Linked DNA regions of Homo sapiens: all the other regions are linked to region 2. A link is a contact called in ENCODE Hi-C or POLR2A ChIA-PET data. All regions are on one chromosome and are shown on one strand. Each heading gives the region's core, a stretch centred on a gene start or an enhancer-like site at or near the end of the contact. The rest is flanking DNA. Distances are from core to core; before and after follow the strand shown.

What was found. Hi-C counts contacts between places; a loop is a spot of excess contacts on that map. ChIA-PET counts read pairs that join two places held with the same protein, here RNA polymerase II (POLR2A). Pooled maps may share reads with other maps.
Region 1: a loop to region 2 is called in a map of mammary epithelial cell, with 17 times the contacts of the local background. The contact joins the enhancer-like site here to the promoter of MYORG in region 2. A Hi-C loop is called at or near these places in 4 of 168 maps with a recorded cell type or tissue (Caco-2, PC-9 and mammary epithelial cell), 7 of 37 single-sample maps with no recorded cell type and 14 of 50 pooled maps. POLR2A ChIA-PET finds 5 or more read pairs at or near these places in 2 of 52 experiments (A673 and activated B cell).
Region 3: a loop to region 2 is called in a pooled map, with 5 times the contacts of the local background. The contact joins the enhancer-like site here to the promoter of MYORG in region 2. A Hi-C loop is called at or near these places in 5 of 50 pooled maps. POLR2A ChIA-PET finds 5 or more read pairs at or near these places in 2 of 52 experiments (OCI-LY7 and activated CD4-positive, alpha-beta T cell).

The regions. Positions count from the first base shown.
Region 1 is chr9:34,071,630-34,075,014 of GRCh38, forward strand. No RefSeq gene overlaps it. Among named protein-coding and RNA genes, the nearest start is that of UBAP2, 24 kb to the left of the region's middle. Within about 2 kb of position 1,667, at least 12 of the 41 ENCODE cell types and tissues checked have a DNase peak (open chromatin) inside an H3K27ac peak, as active enhancers do.
Region 2 is chr9:34,375,510-34,378,593 of GRCh38, forward strand. It overlaps MYORG (myogenesis regulating glycosidase), which reads right to left and starts at 1,389. Exons shown (of 2, transcript NM_020702.5): 1 at 1,284-1,389. RefSeq lists enhancers at 156-737, 738-1,318 and a silencer at 1,364-1,753.
Region 3 is chr9:33,945,600-33,948,707 of GRCh38, forward strand. It overlaps UBAP2 (ubiquitin associated protein 2), which reads right to left. Exons shown (of 29, transcript NM_001370062.2): 13 at 2,775-2,988. Among named protein-coding and RNA genes, the nearest start is that of SNORD121A, 5.7 kb to the right of the region's middle. Within about 2 kb of position 1,657, at least 3 of the 41 ENCODE cell types and tissues checked have a DNase peak (open chromatin) inside an H3K27ac peak, as active enhancers do.

The DNA.
Region 1 (3,385 bases), core at 417-2,916, 300 kb before region 2:
TATTGGGCTTCAGGGGACAACAGGAAGGGAGCAGCAAACAAATGAGAAGGGTCACCTGACAGGGGTCTGCAGTGACTCCACTTTTAGGAAGGTGGGGTGTCAGTGGAAAATAAATAACCTCTTTTTTTTTTTGAGACGGAGTCTCACTCTGTCGCCCAGGCTGGAGTGCAGTGGCACGATCTTGGCTCACTGCAGCCTCCGCCTCCCGGGTTCAAGCAATTCTGCCTCGGTCTCCCAAGTACCTGGGACTAAAGGCACGCGCTGCCATGCCCAGCTAATTTTTATATTTTTAGTAGAGATGGGGTTTCGCCATGTTGGCCAGGTTGGTCTCGAACACCTGACCTCAGGTGATCTCCCCACCTCAGCCTCCCAAAGTGCTGGGATTACAGGCATGAGCCACGGTGCCCGGCCATAAATAACCTCTTGTCCCAATCCTCTTTCCTCCTAATCTCCATTGGGAGAATTTAACCAGAAGGCAGAGGACAAGAAGGCCTACTGATAGACCAGGAGTACCCAGTAGGGCAGAGAGTAGATCTGGAGGGGTACATGGAAGCACACCTATCATCACTTTATTTATTATTATTATTATTATTATTATTATTTGAGATGGAGTCTAACTTTGTCGCCCAGGCTGGAGTAAAGTGGTGAGATCGCACCACTGCACTCCAGCCTGGGTGGCAGAGCGAGACTCTGCCTCAAAAAATTAAAAAAAAAAAAAACAAGGAAGAGAGAAGCTGGAGTCTTGGGACCTATGAGCAGATAGTTTAGTGGAAGCCTGGGAGGCCCTCTCCTCCTTCTGTGGAGCAAAAAGTCACCTCTCCAGGGACCTCTTTGACTTGACAGATCCCTTTGGCTGTATCCTGTCTCCTGCTCTCCCTACCTCTAGAATCACCTCCCTACCCTAAAGCCAAAGGAGTCTGAGGCAGAGTCAAGACTCTCAGAAGCAAGTTAAACCAGTTCCTGCAGGCCCTGACATGCCCTGCTGAATAGCCCCTGCAGAAAATTCCTGTCCTCAGCTGTAGCCACAGCTGGCTACTGATGGTAAGAAAGAGACCTGAGGAGGGGAGAGATCTCAAGGAAAACACAAGTCGACACCTTCCTTCAAATACAGATAGAGCCAAACTGGACTTTTAGGAGCTGAGACCGTGCCTGTGGGGCAAAGCTAACACTCAAGTCACCTCTTTCTTGGTCAGCATAGTGGCTACTTCTGCCTGAAAGGACATCTCCAAAGAGCACCAATGCCTGTTTCTTGGGGCCTCCATCCAACTGTGTCAGCTCAGATCCTAGCAGAGCTCCCGGTGTTCTCTGAGAAGCTGCCTCCCAGCAATATCTGAGAGCCCAGGTTTCAGTTTCTTCCTCCAGGTTGCTCAGGTCCCCTGAGTCCCGGGGAAAGGCCACACATGGCTTATTCCTCATGCAGGCAATATGGCTGGGTGTCTTGCCTCACTGTGGTTATATAGGGTAGGCTACAACCAGGGGGAGTACAGAGGTTAATGGTTCAGGATTGGGTAAAGGCCTGGCTGGAGGCTTGAGGGCTTGGAGCTTGGTGTAAAAGTTACCTCCCCCTGTTTCTGGTGCTTCAGAGTCAAAATTATTTGGCCTGACTTTAAGTGAGGGAGTTCTGCCATCTCTCCTGGACTGTAAGAGCTCAGCCGATGACTCAGGGAGCCCTAAGAATGCTTTACAGCTGTGCTCTGTAAACACCGTCACGTTTTATGTTGCAGAAGTTCACAGTCAGCCAAGAGATTTAGTTACCTGCCTGCAGTCAAAAGCTGGTTAATGATTAGAAACAGGATTTAACTGGGAGCTTCAACCTCAGATCCAGTGCTCTTTCTCTAAGCTGCCTCCTACCTAACTCCTCCAATGCTCTATTTATTTATTTCAGATAGGATCTGGCTCTGTCATCCAGGCTGAAGTGCAGTGGTGCAATCATAGCTAACTACAGCCCCAAACTTCTTGTGCTCAAGCGATCCTCCCATCTCAGCCTCCTAAGTAGCTGGGACTACAGGTACGTGCCACTTGTAGTGATTTTTAAATTCTTTTTTTAATAGAGATGAGGTCTTGGTATGTTGACTAGGCTGGTCTTGAGCTCCTGGCCTCAAGCAATCCTCCTACCTCAATCTCCCAAAGCGCTGAGGTTAGGTATGAGCCACCGCACCCCACCTCAATTTATTGAATTTGGTGATCCAGTGATCCAGTGGCAACATTCCATTCCTTCCACAATAAGATCTATTTGGCTTTAAACAAAACACACACACTTCTGAGAAGCTGTATGCTCACATCTTTGTAAATCAAATCTGCAGATAAATGCAGAGGGAAGCTTGATTCAAGGATTGCTACTCTGAAAACCTCAATAAAGTGAAATAAAACCCCAAAAACTCCTTCGAGTTTGAGACCAGCCTGAGCAATAAAGAAAATCCTGTCTCTAAAAAAAAAAAAAAAAAAATTAGCCATGCAGGGTAGTGCATGCCTGTAGTCCCAGCTACTCAGGAGGCTGAGGTGGGAGGATTGCTTGAGTGACCAGGAGGTTGAGGCTGCAGTGAGCCAAGATGGGGCCACTCCACTCCAGCCTGGGCAACACAGCAAGACCCTGTCTCAAAACAAAAACAAAAAACTCTTTCACACTACAGCTACCTTCCTCTCTCCGCAGTCCCTTTAAAAGACATTTTTGTGCATATCTTTGTTTTCTCCACACTCCATGTGGAATTTATGCAGGAGAGGGATCTCCAGAAGCGAGGAGCTAAGCTCTGGCTCCCCCTACTGGGTATATGATGGATTCATTGGCCCCAAATCTCCCATAAGACTCTGGGGCTCTCCAATCTTGTACCTGCCTGTGCTTGGAAAGCCTTTAGAAGGCAGGGCTCCCTAAGGAGAGATGTGACCGTGGAAGGCTTTCTAGAAGAGTTGGAACCTGAACTACATCTTGAAAGATTTTGACATGGGAAGTTGGTAAGCTGGTTTGTAATTATTTCGTCATTTAACAATATATCTTAACAATCATTGTATGTCAGTACCTATAGCTTTACCTCTTTTTTTTTTTTTTTTTTTTTTTTTTTTTTTTTTTGAGACGGAGTCTCGCTCTGTCGCCCAGGCTGGAGTGCAGTGGCGTGATCTCGGCTCACTGCAAGCTCCGCCTCCCGGGTTCACGCCATTCTCCTGCCTCAGCCTCCCGAGTAGCTGGGACTACAGGCGCCCGCCACCACGCCCGGCTAAATTTTTGTATTTTTTAGTAGAGACGGGGTTACACTGTGTTAGCCAGGATGGTCTCGATCTCCTGACCTCGTGATCTGCCCGCCTCAGCCTCCCAAAGTGCTGGGATTACAGGCGTGAGCCACCGCGCCCAGCCTCATTCTTTTTTTTTTATTATTATTTTTATTTTTATTTT
Region 2 (3,084 bases), core at 139-2,638:
GCAGAACCCAAAGAAGGCTTTAGGTGGCTCAGATCACACCTGTGAGTTTATATTCATTCATTCAAGATAACCAAAGCCCTATTCTGGGCACCAAGGAAATAAGGAGAGAGAGGGTCAGTATCTGAAGAGGAGAGAGACTTCCTCATCCTCAAAACTTTCATATGAAGTCAGCCTATCTCATGAGCCCTGGAGGCAGGAAGAGGCCACCAAGGTGGATTCAAAAGCCCTTTCCGACAGTTATGTTTTGAGAATCTTAATTTTCTGGGATCTGAAGTTCTTTGATGAAAGACAGAAGCCCACAGGCCTGGGCACCCACCCACCCCAGGCACCATGATAGTGTCCCAAATGTCACCACAGCATCCAGTTCTATCAACAATGTGGAACAGCAGACATAGCTGCAGTGTCCATTTTACAGGTGAGGAAACGTGGCCCAAACAGAAAAAGGAACTTGTCTGAAGTTAGCCAGGTATCAAGGCTGCCTGGATCTAAAATCCCAGCCCAGCTCTCCACAGTGTAAGTTTTAGGAGATGGGAGATAATGATCTGACCTGGCTGCCTGAATGCAGTAGCAGAAAGGAGCCCTGGGGCTGAGCTGGTGGGACCAGCTTCCATCAGATGGACATGGCATGGTGAGGCCTGTCTTTCCAAGGGCTGGTGCTGCTGCTTGCTCCACGCGGACCACGAAGACCACGAGGGCAGCAAAGAGGGCAATTTTAATGGCATCTGGTACCGGGGCTTTGGGGGAGGAAGTCTGTGGTTCCGGTGTTAACAGTGGTGCCAGAGACCTCTGTAATCTGCCGCCTCCGCCAGGTGGAGTCTGGGCTCTGCCCCTGCTGAGCCTCTCCCCACCGGACACTCAACCTCAGCCTTGGCTGCCACAGCTAGTCTGGTCTGAGGGGGAGGGCCCCGCCCGACTCAACTGAGGGGAGGCCATTCCAAGTAGAATCGTTAGTTGGACACAGTTCCCGGGGGGATGGAAATGTCAAAGGCAACTCGATCCGGCCCATCTCCCTCTCCTGCCAGGCGACGGTATCCGCGGGGATCGAGTGACTGCCTACATAGCCTGGAATACTCCACAGCCGCCCTCCCTACCCCGCCCTGAAGGCTATACTGTCCGAAGGGGCCGACCGAGGTCAAGGGACCTGTCGCCCCGCGGGAATCGCGGCCGTGGGATGGGCCCAGGTGTTCAGGCTCGCTCCACCCATTCATCGGTGGGAGCGAAAGTTCAGGAATCGTGCTCCTTCAGCAGCCCCCCGCCCCCCACAGCCCTCCCGCTGGGCTCACCCATTGCAGTTACAGCCCGGCAGAAGCGGGGGTGAAAGAGCTTCCCGCCGATCCCCTGCGCTTGAACCAGAGTGAAGCTGCCGCCGCGCCGCGCGGGGCTCTGTCTGGCAGGGCACAGCCCCTCCTCGGGTCCCGCCCTGGGGTTCCTCGGCCACGCCCCAGTCATCCAGTCTCGTCTCGGGCCTCAGAGTCCAGCCCTGCCCTTGACGTTCGACCCCTCCTCCCAGGTTATCAGGCGGATCTGTGGCCCCGCCCCTCAGCCCCACCTTCCTCCCACCGCTCTGTGCTCTGCCCCTGGCATTTCAGGCTTGCTCAGTCCTGCGCCCCGCGGCTCCGACTCCCGCCGGCGGGCCCGCCCCTCCTGGGCCACTGCTAACCCGCAAGCGGGCGGGGCTCGGCCCCAGGCCTGCTGGGACATGTAGTTCTGCAGAAAGGAGCAGCTGCGGAAGGTTGGGGTTCTTGCACCTCTAGGCTAGGTTTGGAATGAGGATGAGAGGGAGAGAGCTGCAGGGTAAAGGAGCAGAGCTGGCCATTGGAATTCCTTCCTTCCCGGTTTGGACAGGTGGAGGCCATATCGGTATAACGCTCTCACAAGCCCTCAGCTTTCCATACGGAAAAGTGGTGGCGGAATTCCGCGAGTATCTCAGCTCCCAATGCAGGTGCTTCCAATCGAGGGCCCCACGGAGGGAGCTGTAGTTCCAACCCGCCGCGAGTCCAAGCTGTCGGTTCCCACCGGACCAAACCAGCGGTGTCCGAGGTCAGGGACTGAGAAGACCGGTTTCTGCTCGGTGTTTTGCAACGTCACCCGCCTCCCAGACCGCTACCCCCAGACTAGTTATTTATAGGGTCCAGCCCCTCCTCCTAAGTTACAGCCTTTAGTTAGAAATGCCCAAGCTGCGGGAAAGTGGGTGTGCCCCGCCATGCCCCTCTCCCCGGGGGCTGGGCAAGACTCTGAGGTTTCATTTCTTTTTTATTTTATTTTATTTTTATATTTATTTATTTTTGAGTTTCGTTCTTGTTGCCCAGGCTGGAGTACAATGGCACGATCTCAGCTCACTGCAAACTCCGCCTCCCGGGTTCAAGCAATTCTCCTGCCTCAGCCTCCCAAGTAGCTGGGATTACAGGCACGCACCACCGCGCCTGGCTAATTTTGTATTTTTAGTAGAGACAGAGTTTCACCATGTTGGTCAGGCTGGTCTCAAACTCCTGACCTCAGGTGATCTACCTGCCTCGGCCTCCCAAAGTGCTGGGATTACAAGTGTGGGCCACCGCGTCCGGTCTTTATTTTTTTGAGAGAGGGTCTCGCTCTGTCGCCCAGGCTGGAGTGCAGTGGCGTTAACATAGCTCACTGCAGCCTCAATGTCCTTGGTTCAAGCTATCCCCTCCCGCCTCAGGCTCCTGAGTAACTTGGACCACATGTGTGTGCCACCATACCCTGCTAATTTTTAAATTTTTTTGTAGAGAAGGGGTCTCTTTATGTTGCCCCAGCTGGTATCGAATTCCTGGGCTCAAGTGATCCTCCTGCCTCTGCCTCCCAAAGTGGTGAGATTACAGGTGTGAGCCTCTGCACCCAGCTGGTTTCATATCTATTTGATGCAGAAATAAAAATACTGAAGATCACAGAGATTTTAGAATGGCCCCTTCTCGCTCCCTGAGGGGCAGAGAAACAGGGCTTTGTTTTGCAACTTGAAATTTCTTTGTCATGAGACCCTCCAAAATTATGTTTTGACCAGTTGGACTTGGAATGGGGGACACACCTTGTGCAGCAAGGGTGTCTGAGCACAGAGAGGCTTTTGGGAGG
Region 3 (3,108 bases), core at 407-2,906, 430 kb before region 2:
ACTGTACCCGGTTTTCCTGAATGTCTCTTTCAGAGATACTATATCACAATATATATAGACAGACAGACAGACAGACATATATATACACACACTATATACCTTACTGTCTCACAAATCATTTAATTTCCATTGAGTGTCTCACATTAATGTTCAAAGAGCTACTTCATACTCATTTTGGTGACTACACAGAAATCTAGTACACATAGGTATCATTTTATAAAACCAGTACTATATTAATGGACTTTTAGGTCAAATCTTATGCTATTAAAAGCAATGCACTAATGAATACATTTGTATGTAAGATATTTTGTGCAAGTACAAGTATACCTGTAGGATCAACTGGTAGGATAAAGTTGCCCCTTCACAGGGTAAATATATTTTGAATTTTGATAAATATTATAAAATTACTGTCCACAGATAGAACACATCCTTTTTAACACACTCTAATATCAAACACTTTTGAATCTCCTGGTTTAATTGGTGGAAAATGGTATTAAAAAATACAAACTAAAATGATACAAATGTGCTAAGTATCATTTCATATACTTAAGTGTTCTTTACTTATAGACTGTTCTTATCTCTTTAGCCAGTTTTTTAACCTGTTTGTTGATCTGCTTTATTTTTACTCTTTTTATATTAAGGAAATTAACTCTTTTTGTCTATGATACAAATTTTGAGTATTTTTTTCATTGTTTGTCTGCCTAATTTGGTGTTTTCTGCCATACCCAGAAAGGTCTCCCTCACACAGAACAACAAAAAAATTCTCCTGTGTTTTCTCTATTATAGTTCTAGATTCACTATTTATGTTTAACTATCTGACCCACTGGCATTTTGGCATAGAGATCCAACTTCATTTTTCAAACGGTTTTAATAAAGCGTTTTTTCACTACTGATTTGAAAAGCCAGTTCTACCATATGGGACAGAGGTTGGCCCTCTTTTTCTCTATGGGGCCAGATAGTACAACAACCTAATATTTTAGCCTTTGTGTCTCATCACGTTGCCCAGGCTGGTCTCGAACTCCTGCTCAAGCAATCCTCCTCCTTCTGCCTCCCCAAGTGCTGGGATTACATGAGCCACTGTGCCCAGCTAGCTGAGTGTCAACAGAATTTAATTTAAAAAAAAACAAATGGCAGAGCTGGTTTAGGCGCATTCATTTTTGAACTTGGTATTATAGGCATGCACCAAACACACAGGTTTTATAAAGAATATGGGAATAGCATGGTTCTATCTAAAAAGTCCTATCACTCACTAGTTATGTGTGCAGAAAAAGTTAATATAGGGACCTACAATTCCTCTCAAAAAGGCCTGCTTGATGACTGGACCTTGGCTAATGTCTGAGAATTTGGACTGCTGGTATGTACTTGGCAAAGGGTGCCAACACACTAACCTATTAAGAGTGGCTCACTGTGCTAAGAATGTCTGTATAAACAATGTGGTTTATGCTCAACATCTGCTTTCCTTCTAGGAATCTGTAATTTTGCTATGTGCTATAGCAAAAAATGTAGGCACAGGGTACCTACATTTCTTGCCCCAGCAAAAACTTTGGGCACTGAGTCTCTAATGATTTCCCTTGGTAGACATCGCTTCAAACCCCGGAGTGGTCTCATGTACTTCCAACACAGTAAGTCATTTCACAGAACAGAGGAATATGCTTCCCTGTCTCTCTATATGCCCTAACCATAAACCAGCCCACATGGCCAGCTCCACAATGAATGAAATCCCCTGCTATTCCTTAATACAGTGTGGCATGTGAGTGCTGGTGGGGAATGGTGGCTTAATGTCACAATTTCTGTGGGAGTTTAGTTTAGAAAACATCCAGTCTACACATGGGACCTTTACAATACAAACCACGGAATGTAAAGGTTGATGAAATCATAGTTGATACTTCAAAATGTTAGAATGAGAAAGCATGAGAGTGTGATAGTTAAAATACTGTCCAGGCCGGGCGTGGTGGCTCACACCTGTGATCTCAGCACTTTTGGAGGCCGAGGTGGGCAGATCACCTTAGTCCAGGAGTTCCAGACCAGCCTGGGCAACATGGCAAACCCCTGTCACATTAAAAAAATACAAAAAAATCAGCCAGGAGTGACGGCATGTGCCTATAGTCCCACCTACTAGAGAGGCTGAGGTGGGAGGATGGACTGAGCCTGGGAGGTCAAGATGGCAGTGACGCGTTACTGTGCCACTGTACTCCAGCCTGTGCAACAGAGCAAGATCCTGACTCAAAAAAAAAAAAAATAAAATAATAGAGTAAAATATTGTCTAGGCTGGATACAGTGGTGCACATCTATAATCCCAGTTACTCAGAAGGCTGAGATTAAAAGACTGCTTGAGGCCAGGAGGTGGAGATCAGCCTACGCAGCACAGGAAGACCCCATCTCAAAAAAAAAAAAAAAAAAAAAAGTCTTAAAATGTTTTCCACATTCTATGTTCTATCACCACCCTCTTCTAAGAGAGCTCAGAAAATTCTGTCCATGCATTTACACAAAGTGTTAGATGTTCATATTTGCATGCTTTTACCATACTTTTCAAGGCATGTACTACCACCACAATTACTACCAACAATAATGAAACTATCAAGAACAACAACAAAAACAAATAAATGCAAGTATTGTATAACAAAGGAAGACTGATTTAACTGAGAAACTGCAAGAGTTCTACTAAAAAGAAACATCTCTGGACAAATTCCACATTAGTCTTCACAAGTCAACACACTCTGCCAAAGCTTGAAACGTCCTCAGTAGGGGCAAACCCACAAACAATGTATACCTACCAAGATGACTGAGGACTGAGGACTGGGATGTTGGGGGCTTGAGGTCCCAAGAAGTAGTAGTTGTAGGGTGACTTGTACTATTCTGCTGTGTACTTGGGGTGGTGGTAAACTGGCCCAAACTCGGAGCTTTCAACTGGTCCAAAATCTGGGAGCTGGTGATGTTTGCCATTTTTGGTGGTGCAAGCTCTCCAAATCCTGAGCCAAGGACGGATGACTTTAAAAGGGGGATAAAAGAACAAATCCTCAACAATACAGAATTTCTGCCCAAGGCTTTAAAACATATCAAGTATTTTCACAAGTATGTTAAAACCTATAATCTAAAACATATGAATTA